Linked DNA regions of Homo sapiens: region 2 is linked to region 1. A link is an interaction called in ENCODE POLR2A ChIA-PET data of the cell type or tissue named here. Cell type or tissue: endothelial cell of umbilical vein. All regions are shown on one strand.

Region 1 (5,000 bases):
ATGTGAAGTCAGATATTTTTACTGGTTCAAAGAATGTTGTTGATGACAATATTTTTTGGGCTATTTCACTATACATATAGATCAAATGAGCCAGACTACATCAATAAAACATAACGTTTTGATTTTTAAAGTAAAAACTATATAAAATATTCACTGTTTAAAGAACAAGAACTAATTATTTGTGTTAAAGTAGAATATTTCAATTTGTATATGGTCAGTTATAGTCAGAGACAGAAAAGGGGAGAGGGTCTGGCAACAGAGAGGCACAGCGGAGAGAAAGAGACTCTGTGGAATAACATTTCAGTCTTGTTATTGAGGATTTTGCCAGTATAGCCCTTTAGATTTATGTTGTGCTTTTTGTAATACTAGACATAAATAAGGATATTATCGCATCATATTTATTTCCATGGTTAATCAAATTAAGGGGCAGAGTTTTTCAACCCTTGCTTTTAAGTAATCTTTGTTTTATGTTTATATTTGTATATTGCTTTTTGGTCCATGACTGTTTTTAAATTGAAATCTATTTAAACGTTGTTGTTTTTTTTTTCTTTCAAATGGATTTCTTATAATAAAGGTGGCTTCTTGAATCACTGGAACTAAAGATGGATTTTAAAAAATTAACTTTATTGAGGTGTAATTTACATGTAAGGAAATGCATCTATTTTAAGTATACAGTTTGATGAGTTTTGTCATATATAGATACCCATGCAACCACCATCACAGTCAAGATCTAAAACATTTCTATCAGTTTCCTGTGCCCCTTTGCAGTGAGTCCCCAACCCTTAACTTACGTCTTGCCCAGGTAACCACTGCACTACTTTTTGTTGATATAGATGAATTTTGCAGTTCTAGAATTTGTTAGAAATTTACACTACATCGTATATTCTTTTTGTTTTTGAGATGGAGTCTCACTCTGTCACCCAACCTAGAGTGTAGTGGCGCGATCTTGGCTCACTGCAACCTCCGCCTCCCAGGTTCAAGTGTTTCTCCTGTCTCAGTTTGCCTAGTAGCTGGGATTACAGGCGTGCGCCACCAGGCCTGGCTAATTTTTTTTATCTTTAGTAGAGACGGAGTTTCACCATGTTGGGCAGGCTGGTCTCGAACTCCTGACCTCAGGTGATCCTCCCGCCTCGGCCTCCCAAAGTGCTGGGATTACAGGCATGAGCCACTGCACCTGGCCTACATTGTATATTCCTATATTTTGCACCATGATATGTTTTTGAGGGTCATAACATGCTGTTGCACATGTCATTAGTTCATTTATTTTTATTTCTGAGTAGTAGTTCATTGTATGGATATGCCACAGTTTATTTACCTATTAATGGACATTTAGGCAAATAAACAGTTTGCAGCTGTGCTATTTTGGATAAAGCTGCTATGAACATTCATGCACAAGTCATTTGTTTTTGAGACAGAGTCTCGCTCTGTCACCCAGGCTGGAGTGCAGGGGCCCAATCTTGGCTCACTGCAACCTCTGCCTCCCAGGTTCAAGCAATTCTCCTGCCTCAGCCTCTTGAGGAGCTGGGATTACAGGTGTGTGTCACCACACCTGGCTCATTTTTGTATATTTAGTAGAGACGGGGTTTCATTATGTTGGTCAGGCTGGTCTCGAACTCCTGATCTCAGGTGATCCACCTGCCATGGCCCCCCAAAGTGCTGGGATTACAGGCATGAGCCACCGCACCCAGCCATCATGTGCAAGTCTTTGTGTAAACATCATTTTATTTCTCTTGGGTAAATACCTAGGAATGGAATGACTAGGTCATGTGTTAAGTGTATATGTACCTTCATAAAAGGCCACCAAACTGTTTTCCATTTTATACTACTCTACATTCCTACCACTGTCCATCACCACTGCCTAATATTATAAACTTTTTAAGTTCAGCCATTGTGTGGATATGTAGTAGTATCTCCTTTTGGTTTTAAATTGTATTTCCCTGATGACTAATGATTTTGACATGCTTTTCATGTGCTTCTTTGGCCATTCATATAAAATTTTTTGCCTGTATTTTAAAATTGGATTGTTTTATGACTGAGTTATAAGCATTCTTTTTATCATTTGGGATACAAATCCTTTGATAAGTGTATTGTGAATATTTTCTCTGTGGCTTTTTTTTTTTTACTTCCTTTAGGATGTGTTTCAAAGAGTAGCTTGTACATTTGATGAAGTCTTTTTTTTTTCTTTCATGGTTTGTGCTTTTTGTGTCTTAAGGATCTTTGTGTATTCTGTGGTCACAAAGATACTCCTGTATTTTCTTTTAGTTCTATCGTATTAGCTTTACATTGGTCTATGATTCGTTTCAAGTTAATTTCATTTTTTTCTTTTGATATTTGTGTATTCTTATCTGAGATTTCAAGTTAATTTTTGTGTATAGTATGAGGTGTGAGTTGAAGTTGATTTTCTTTGCCTGTGGGTAGCCAGTTGTCTCAACACCATATGTTGAAGAGACTGTTCTATCCCTGCTGATTTACCATGGTCCCTTTGTCAAAAATCAATTTACCATATGTGAGTGGGTCTATTTCTGGGCTCTCTAGTCTGTTTCACTGATTTATATGTCTCTTCTTAACACCAGTACCATGCTGTCTTAATTACTGTTGCCTTGTAGTAAGTCTCAGTCATATAGTATAAATCCTCCAATTTTGTTCTTTTTTCAAAGTTGTTTTGGCTATTCTAAGTACTTTCATTTCCATATTAATTTTAGAATCAGCTTGTCATTTTCTACAAAAAACTTGTTTACTGGTTTTTTGTTTTTTGAGGCTGAACATTGTTGATGACTTGGATTTTATCTTTTGTATCAGCAGGCAGTTCGTGTTTTTACATATTTTTAGGGCATAGCTGGCATAGTCTTTACTCTAGAGTTAGCTTAGCCCAATTACTAAATTAGGATTCTTTACTGATTGACTTGCATATTCAATGAGATCTCTACTTTGGCTTATAAGGACTCCATTGACTCCCAGCCCTGTGTGAGCTCTGCGTTTTTCAGCTTGTAGCTGCTGTAATTGTTCTTCGTAGTGACTATGGCATTGTGAAAGTCACCCAATACATGTGTAGTGAATACTCAGTCAGTGACTCAAGGCAGCTCCATGTAGATTTCTGGAGTTCTTTTGCTGCTTATCTCTACCTCACAAATTCCGGCTGCCCCAGCCTGCCCGAATTCCTCTGACGTTTGCCTCCTCTGCTCGGTGAAACTACCATTCTCCTCTTGAGTTCTGTTCTCTGCTACATGGTTTGGAAATTGTCTGTGGGTAGAAAGCTAGGTGAATGTAGGGTTCACTTTGTTTTGTTTTTTTCTTTCAGTTATCACAGTCCTGTAGTCTGTTGTCCCAATATCTGAAAATAGTTGTTTTATATATTCAGTTTGTTCTTTCATGGCTAGAAGCAGAAGTCTGGAAAATAGATTTTTAAGTAAATAGCATGGGGACAATTACATAGCTGTTTGGAAAAAGTTAGAATACCATACATATGAATCAACTAATGGGGCAGACATCTAAATGTCAAAAATGAAACGATACAAACACTAAGAAACCTGGATAAATTCTTATATAACCTAGGTGTGGGGAAAGTGTGCCTAAGTAAGGACCCTGAATTCCAGAGACAATAAAATCAAAGATTGATAAAGGATCGTTTGAGGCCTGGAGTTCCAGACCAGCTTGGGCAACATAGCAAGATCCTGTCTCTACAAAAAATAAAAATAAAAGTGGCCGGGCATGGCACATGCCTGTAGTCCTAGCTACTTGGAAGGTTGAGGTAGTAGGATCACTTACCCAGTTGTTTGAGGCTGCAGTACAACACATCAGCCTGTGTGACAAAGTGAGACCCTGTCTTTACACAAAAAAAAAAAAAAAAAGGAGGGGGAATAAGAGGCCAAAAATCAGAGAGAAAAATGAGCAAAAGCATGAGAGACAATTTAAAAAAAAAAGAAAAGATGGCCTTTAAACATGAGAAGATGTTCAACCTCAATAATTAGAGAAATACAAATTAAATATACTGAACATACCATTACTTATCTGCAGGGGGGCCAAATTAAACAGTGTGACAGCGCATTCTGTTGGCAACACTGTATACCCTCATACATTTCTGATGGGACTGCAAATTGTTATAATCTTTATAGAGAGGAATTTGCTGCCTTGTAGCAAAACTGCCGTATATTTGCTTTTTAATCCATCAGTCCCACTTATAGGAATTTATCTTAAAAGTATAACTCTAACAGTATGAAAAAATGTATGCATAGAGTTATTTACTGCAGTGTTGTTTGCACTTGGAAAATGTTGGGAACACACTTTCCCAACGTAAAGTAGTTGAACGACCTATGGTGCATCCACACAATGGAGCACTATACAGCTGTTTTGTAATTTTTATTTTTAAATAGACTTTGTTTTTTTAGAACAGTTTTAGATTTACAGAGAAATTGTGAATGCAGTACAGGGAGTTCCCATATACCTCACATCTAGTGTCCCTTATTATTAACATCTTACATTGATAAGGTGTTTGTTACAGTTAATAAACCAATATTGATACATGATCGTTATTTAAAGTCCATGCTTACTCAGATTGCTTCAGGTTAGTGTTTACCTAATGTCTTTTCTCTGTTACAGGATTCCGTCCAGGATACACATTACACTTAGTTCTTGTCACTCTTTAGGCTCCTGTTATCTGTGACATTTTCTTTGTTTTTGATGACCCGAAAAGGTTTGAGGCATAATGGCCAGGTATTTGGTAGAATGCTCCTCTGTTTGAATTTGTCTTGTTTTCCTCATAATTGGATTGGGATCATGTGTTTTCGGATGAAGACCACAGAGGTAAAGTACATTTTCATCAAGGCTGCATACTACAACATAATTTATCACTGTTAATGTTGACGTTGATCACCTGGCTGAGATACGTGTTAGGTTTCTGTACCTTTTTTTTTTTTGGAGACAGGGTCCACTATGTCTTCCAGGCTGGAGTGCAGTAGTGTCATTTTGGCTTACTGCAGCTTCAACCTCCTGGGCCTGGGTGA
Region 2 (5,000 bases), 520 kb before region 1:
TTTTCTTTCTTTCTATCTTCTCTCTCTCTCTCTCTCTCTCTCTCTCTCTCTCCCCCTTCCTCCCTCCCTCCCTCTCTCTCTCTCTGAGAGATGGGGTCTCACTATCTTGCCCAAGCTGGTCTTGAACTCCTGGGCTCAAATGATCCTCCTACCTTGGCTTCCCAAAGTGCTGGGATTAAAGGTATGAGCCACTGCACCCGCCAATTTTTAATAAGCATTATTTTAAGTAAGCAAACACTCTCTACAGCATAGAAATTGCTTATTTGTTCTAGGCATTGTTCAAGAAGTGGGATCCTGTTTGTGGCTCCCAGAGTCTCTGAGGTAGAAACCACTAGAGATGAAGAAATCGAGGCAGACAGATGAAGTAACTTGGCTGAGTGCACCAGCAGGCAAGAGGCAGACCTGGGGTTCAAACCCAGCCAGCAGGACTCCAGAGAATGGGCTCACAGCCGCTTTGCTATACCGCTTCTTGACTACCTGGGCAGCTGAAATGCAAATCTTAGGCCCCACCTGCTAAGCACACTCTCCAAGGCCTTGAAACTGAAATGACCCCACCAGGCCACTCAAGAGCAGCCGCATCACCACCCACTGCTGCTGCACCCCTGCCGCAAAGCCAGCGTAATGACAGCTTTAGGGAACAGCCCCGAGAAGACAGATGAGACCTTCCCAGAGAGCCACAACTACAATGCCAGCTTTTGTCCCCAAATGGTGGTTTCAGTTTCAGAGCTCACTTCCCATTCGTCGCCATTCAGGATGACAAAGCCTTCAACACTGAGGGCTGGAGGAGAGGAAGGGAACATTACTGAGTCTACCATGTCCCAGCACCTCACTGAGGCATCTCCATGATGGACATACTTGAGTGAGCCATGTCAAACTGCCGTTCTGTAGGTTAAAAGTGGTAAAATGCTGGCTGTTTCATGTGTTTTATCCTGTCTTATCGTCATAACAACCCCACTTTACAGATGAGGAAACTGAGGCTCAATTTCCTCAAGTGAGGTTAAATGGTTGGCCAAGGTCACAGAGACAGGAAGTAGGAGACCCAAGATTCCAACCCTGTCTGGTCTCAGTCAAGGTCCTTCCCCTCCACCATGCACACACTATTTCCTGGACTGCCCTGGGGCATGGGAGGCCCAGCAAGGGTGTGCCTGAGTAGAGAACAGCCCAGAGAACCCAATTCCTCTGCTGACGGAGTTCTGAGTTAAGGGGTCAGGACTTTCTTTGGGCAGCCCAGGCTCTGCTCTCAAATTGAAGCAGCTACAGCTTAGCAAGTACTAGCAAAAATATAATCACAGGGATTTTACTTTTTGTGTGTGTGTTTGCTTTGAGACAGGGTCTCACTCTGTCATCCAGGCTGGAGTGCAGTAGCGCGATCACAGCTCACTGTAGCCTCAACCTCCCAGTCTCAAGTGATCCTCCCACCTCAGCCTCCTGAGTAGCTGCAACTACAGGCATCACCACACCCTGCTACTTCTGTTAAAAAATATTTTGAGGCCGGGTACAGTGGCTCATGCCTGGAATCCCAGCAATTTGGGAGGCCAAGGCAGGTGGATCACAAGGTCAGGAGTACAAGACCAGCCTGGCCAACACGGTGAAACCCCGTCTCTAATAAAAATACAAAAATTAGCCAGGCGTGGCGCGGGCGCCTGTAATCCCAGCTACTCAGGAGGCTGAGGCAGATAATTGCTTGAACCTGGGAGGCGGAGGTTGCAGTCAGTTGAGATCGCACCACTGCACTCCAGCCTGGGCAACAGAGTGAGACTCTGTCTCAAAAAAAAAAAAAAAAAAATAGAGATGCAGGTCTCGCTATGTTGCCCCAGGCTGGTCTTGAACTCCTGGGCTCAAGTGATCTTCCTGCCTCGGCCACCCAAAGTGCTGGGATTACAGGCATGAACCTGGCCTTTTATATTTTTTAATCAACACCAACAGACACAGAACACAGGAAGCAGGTAGACAGTTACTTAATCGGTTTGAGTCCCAGCTGGCTAGTGGGAACGGTAGGATGCTAATGCCAACTGCATAGGGCTGCTCAGAAATAAACACAGCCTGTAAGCCAAAGGCCCTGACCCGTGCTGGGCGCCCGGACGGTTCTCAGCGTACATCACTTCCCTTGCTGGTCCTTGGCTCTCTCGCCAAGCTGGAGGGGTATAGTCCAGCCTGGACCCCTGCAGGGACTTCAGTAGACAGCCTCTCCCAGGCCTAGCCTATGTTCTTCCCCAGACAGGTGAAGGTGTTGTCTGGATGCCATTCACCATGAAGTGGTGGCCACTGTTAATTCACGGTCCCGACATCCCTCTCTCTGCTACCCAACTCCAGGTGTCAACAAGCCCGGTGGGCCAGGAAGAATGACCCTTAGAGGATGACAGGTCCTACTTTCACAATTATGACAGATTTTCTGCGCTCCGCTGTCTTTCGACCAAAGTGAGAGCCAAATAGGAAATGCAGGGGTGAGATGATCCACAGGCTTTAGCCATGGGCGTTTCAACTGACTCGGGGAAACAGCACCCCATTGACCCCAGCCTTCCGAAGAAGGGTGAGTCCTCAAACAGCTGCACCACCCACCGCCCTCCTCCACTTCCAGCACACACACACAATTAACCATGGGGGCATGAGAAGTGCAAAGGGACCCCCGTCACTTACTTTGTGAAAAAATTCCACACATCCACTGGCGTTCATTTTCCTAGAAAATCCTTGAATCTCGTGGCTGTGGCAGGAGGTCCACATTGAAAAGAGATGTCTGCAGCCACTGCCAACTCTGCGCCCTGGCTGCATCTCCCAAGCCTCCAGAGAACGTCGAACTCCAAAAACGGCATTCCCGAAGGATGGGATCATTTCCTAAACACACCCAGAGAATCGCCTCTGCTCCACATTTCTTCAGGAAAAAATGTTTCCCACTTCCCTGGCATTGTCGGGGGAGACTCCAAGGACACACTGGCTAAAATGTGGGGCTTTTTCTTTCTCATAATGGCCTATTACATACTTTGCAATTTCACAGCTAATATGTGAATACAGGGCTGTCATTACAATTTGAATAATATAGAAATGAGAAGTGTGAAAAGCAACAAAATCCCCTTTACCTGAATTCAAGCCCACTCTCTTGCCAGAGGAGGGTGTTTCCTTGGTCTCATTTTTCTATGCAATCATATACATATTAAAAAATACCTTTGTGTTATGCATTTGTGTGATGAGTCTTAGACAATAACATGTCTTGGATATCTTTCCACAGTCATGCATTTTAGATTCACTTCATTCTTTTTCATTGCTGCATCATATTCCACAGAATCAATGTACTAAGACATACTGACCTATTCTTTCACTGATGACCTTGGAAGCTGTCTGATTTTTCACTGATGACCTTGGAGGCCGTCTGGTTTTTCACTGACGACCTTGGAGGCTGTCTGGCTTTTCACTGATGACCTTGAAAGCTGTCTGATTTTTCACTGATGACCTTGGAGGCCGTCTGGGTTTCACCGATGACCTTGGAGGCCGTCTGGTTTTTCGCTGAAGACCTTGGAGGCCGTCTGGTTTTCCACTGATGACCTTGAAGGCTGTCTGGCTTTTCAGTGATGACCTTGAAACCTGCCTGATTTTTCACTGATGACCTTGGAGGCCGTCTGGGTTTCACTGATGACCTTGGAGGCCTTCTGGTTTTTCACTGAAGACCTTGGAGGCCATCTGGTTTTTCACTGATGACCTTGGAGGCCGTCTGGTTTTTCACCGATGACCTTGAAGGCCGTGTGGTTTTTCACTGAAGACCTTGGAGGCCATCTGGTTTTTCACTATGCTACCTGACACATACTTGGGTATGTGTCTATGCAAACATGAGAGAATTTCCTGAGGACAGATGCCTAGATGCTTCGATATCTATTGCCAGGCATCCCAGACACAGTGGTACACTAGCCAGCCCTGGTCCCAGCCCCCAGGGAGCCCACAGTTTGGCTGCAGACAACTAAAGCTATCAGCCCAGAGCAAGCCAATCCCCAGCAGTGACGCACAAGTGCCCGCGCACTGACGAGATGCATCCAGGCTGGGAGGGCAGGGAAGGCTTCCTCTGACGGCGATGAGCTGAGTCCTGAAGGCAGAGCTGGCTGGCCAAGAGCAAGAGCATGAGAGTGTCCAGGGAGAGTGTCCAGGGAAGGGAGTGGGGAGGGCTTCCAAGCCTGGAACACGGCACGTATCTGCAGAAACCAAGGGCTGAACCGAAGTAGAGCTCCTTTAGGAAAAGAAAGCAGCTCAATATGATTGCAGTCCTACTCGGGTGGACGAGGGGACCCGGGGGAGCTAGAAGAACGTTTAAAACGGGAGAGAAGCGCGATTCCATGTGTATTTTAGAAAATCCCCGGAGGAATCAAGAGTGAGAAAATGGGCTGCTGAAGTCAAGTGACTGGACTAGAAACCACCCCAAAGCTGGGGCCATGTCACCTTCATTGCTAGATCAGTCAGAGTCCAACCAGGAGATGGAAGCCACTTGGGCACTGGAACTGAGAGACTCCAACGCAGGGCACTGGGTACACAAGGAAGGAGATCCCAGAACCCAAACGGGGGCAATGGAGCAACCCAGAGATTAGCAACAGCAGGAAGCTGCCCCCACCCGCAGGCCAGAGAGACACAGGGGAGGTGGCAGGACTGAGGCCCAGGGGCTGGAAGCGCCGACAGAGGACAGGCCATAGGGTCCGTCCAGTGGGAGCTGGAGCCACGGAGGAGTTGCAGGTGCCATCAGAGTGGCCTCTGGAGACTGAGGGAGGTAGAAACACTGGCTTCTCCATTCCTCTTGCCTTCCAACCTCCTAGCAGCTCCTCCCACGGGTTGAATCCAGTGACACGGGAGCCTGGGACACAAGAACCTACAGAGATTGGCTCCCGACCACACCCAGCAGATCAGAGCAAGGACAAGGAACGGACCCCAAGGGCAAACAGGCCCAGACTGGCACAGCTACCAACCTCCGGTCCTTAGAATAGCGCCTGGTGCAGGATACACATTTGCTAAAAGAATAAAGCCGGTGA

What was found. ChIA-PET counts read pairs that join two places held together with the same protein. Peaks named below come from ENCODE experiments on the same cell type or tissue, not always from the same donor. Only the 100,000 strongest peaks of a DNase experiment are listed, where the experiment ranks them.
Region 2: POLR2A ChIA-PET joins it to region 1 with 7 read pairs; 1 of 35 experiments calls an interaction of 5 or more read pairs at or near these places.

What each region holds. Positions count from the first base shown.
Region 1 is chr16:80,991,554-80,996,553 of GRCh38, reverse strand. The region is part of intron 2 of CMC2 (C-X9-C motif containing 2); the gene reads left to right. Among named protein-coding and RNA genes, the nearest start is that of CMC2, 13 kb to the left of the region's middle. In endothelial cell of umbilical vein, no CTCF peak of the experiment used is centred here; a DNase peak (open chromatin) is centred at 3,073; H3K27ac peaks cover 2,212 bases.
Region 2 is chr16:81,515,622-81,520,621 of GRCh38, reverse strand. All of the region lies in intron 1 of CMIP (c-Maf inducing protein), which reads right to left. Among named protein-coding and RNA genes, the nearest start is that of MIR7854, 16 kb to the left of the region's middle. RefSeq lists enhancers at 598-1,216, 1,728-2,425, 4,059-4,708. In endothelial cell of umbilical vein, no CTCF peak of the experiment used is centred here; DNase peaks (open chromatin) are centred at 2,091 and 2,811; H3K27ac peaks cover 3,277 bases.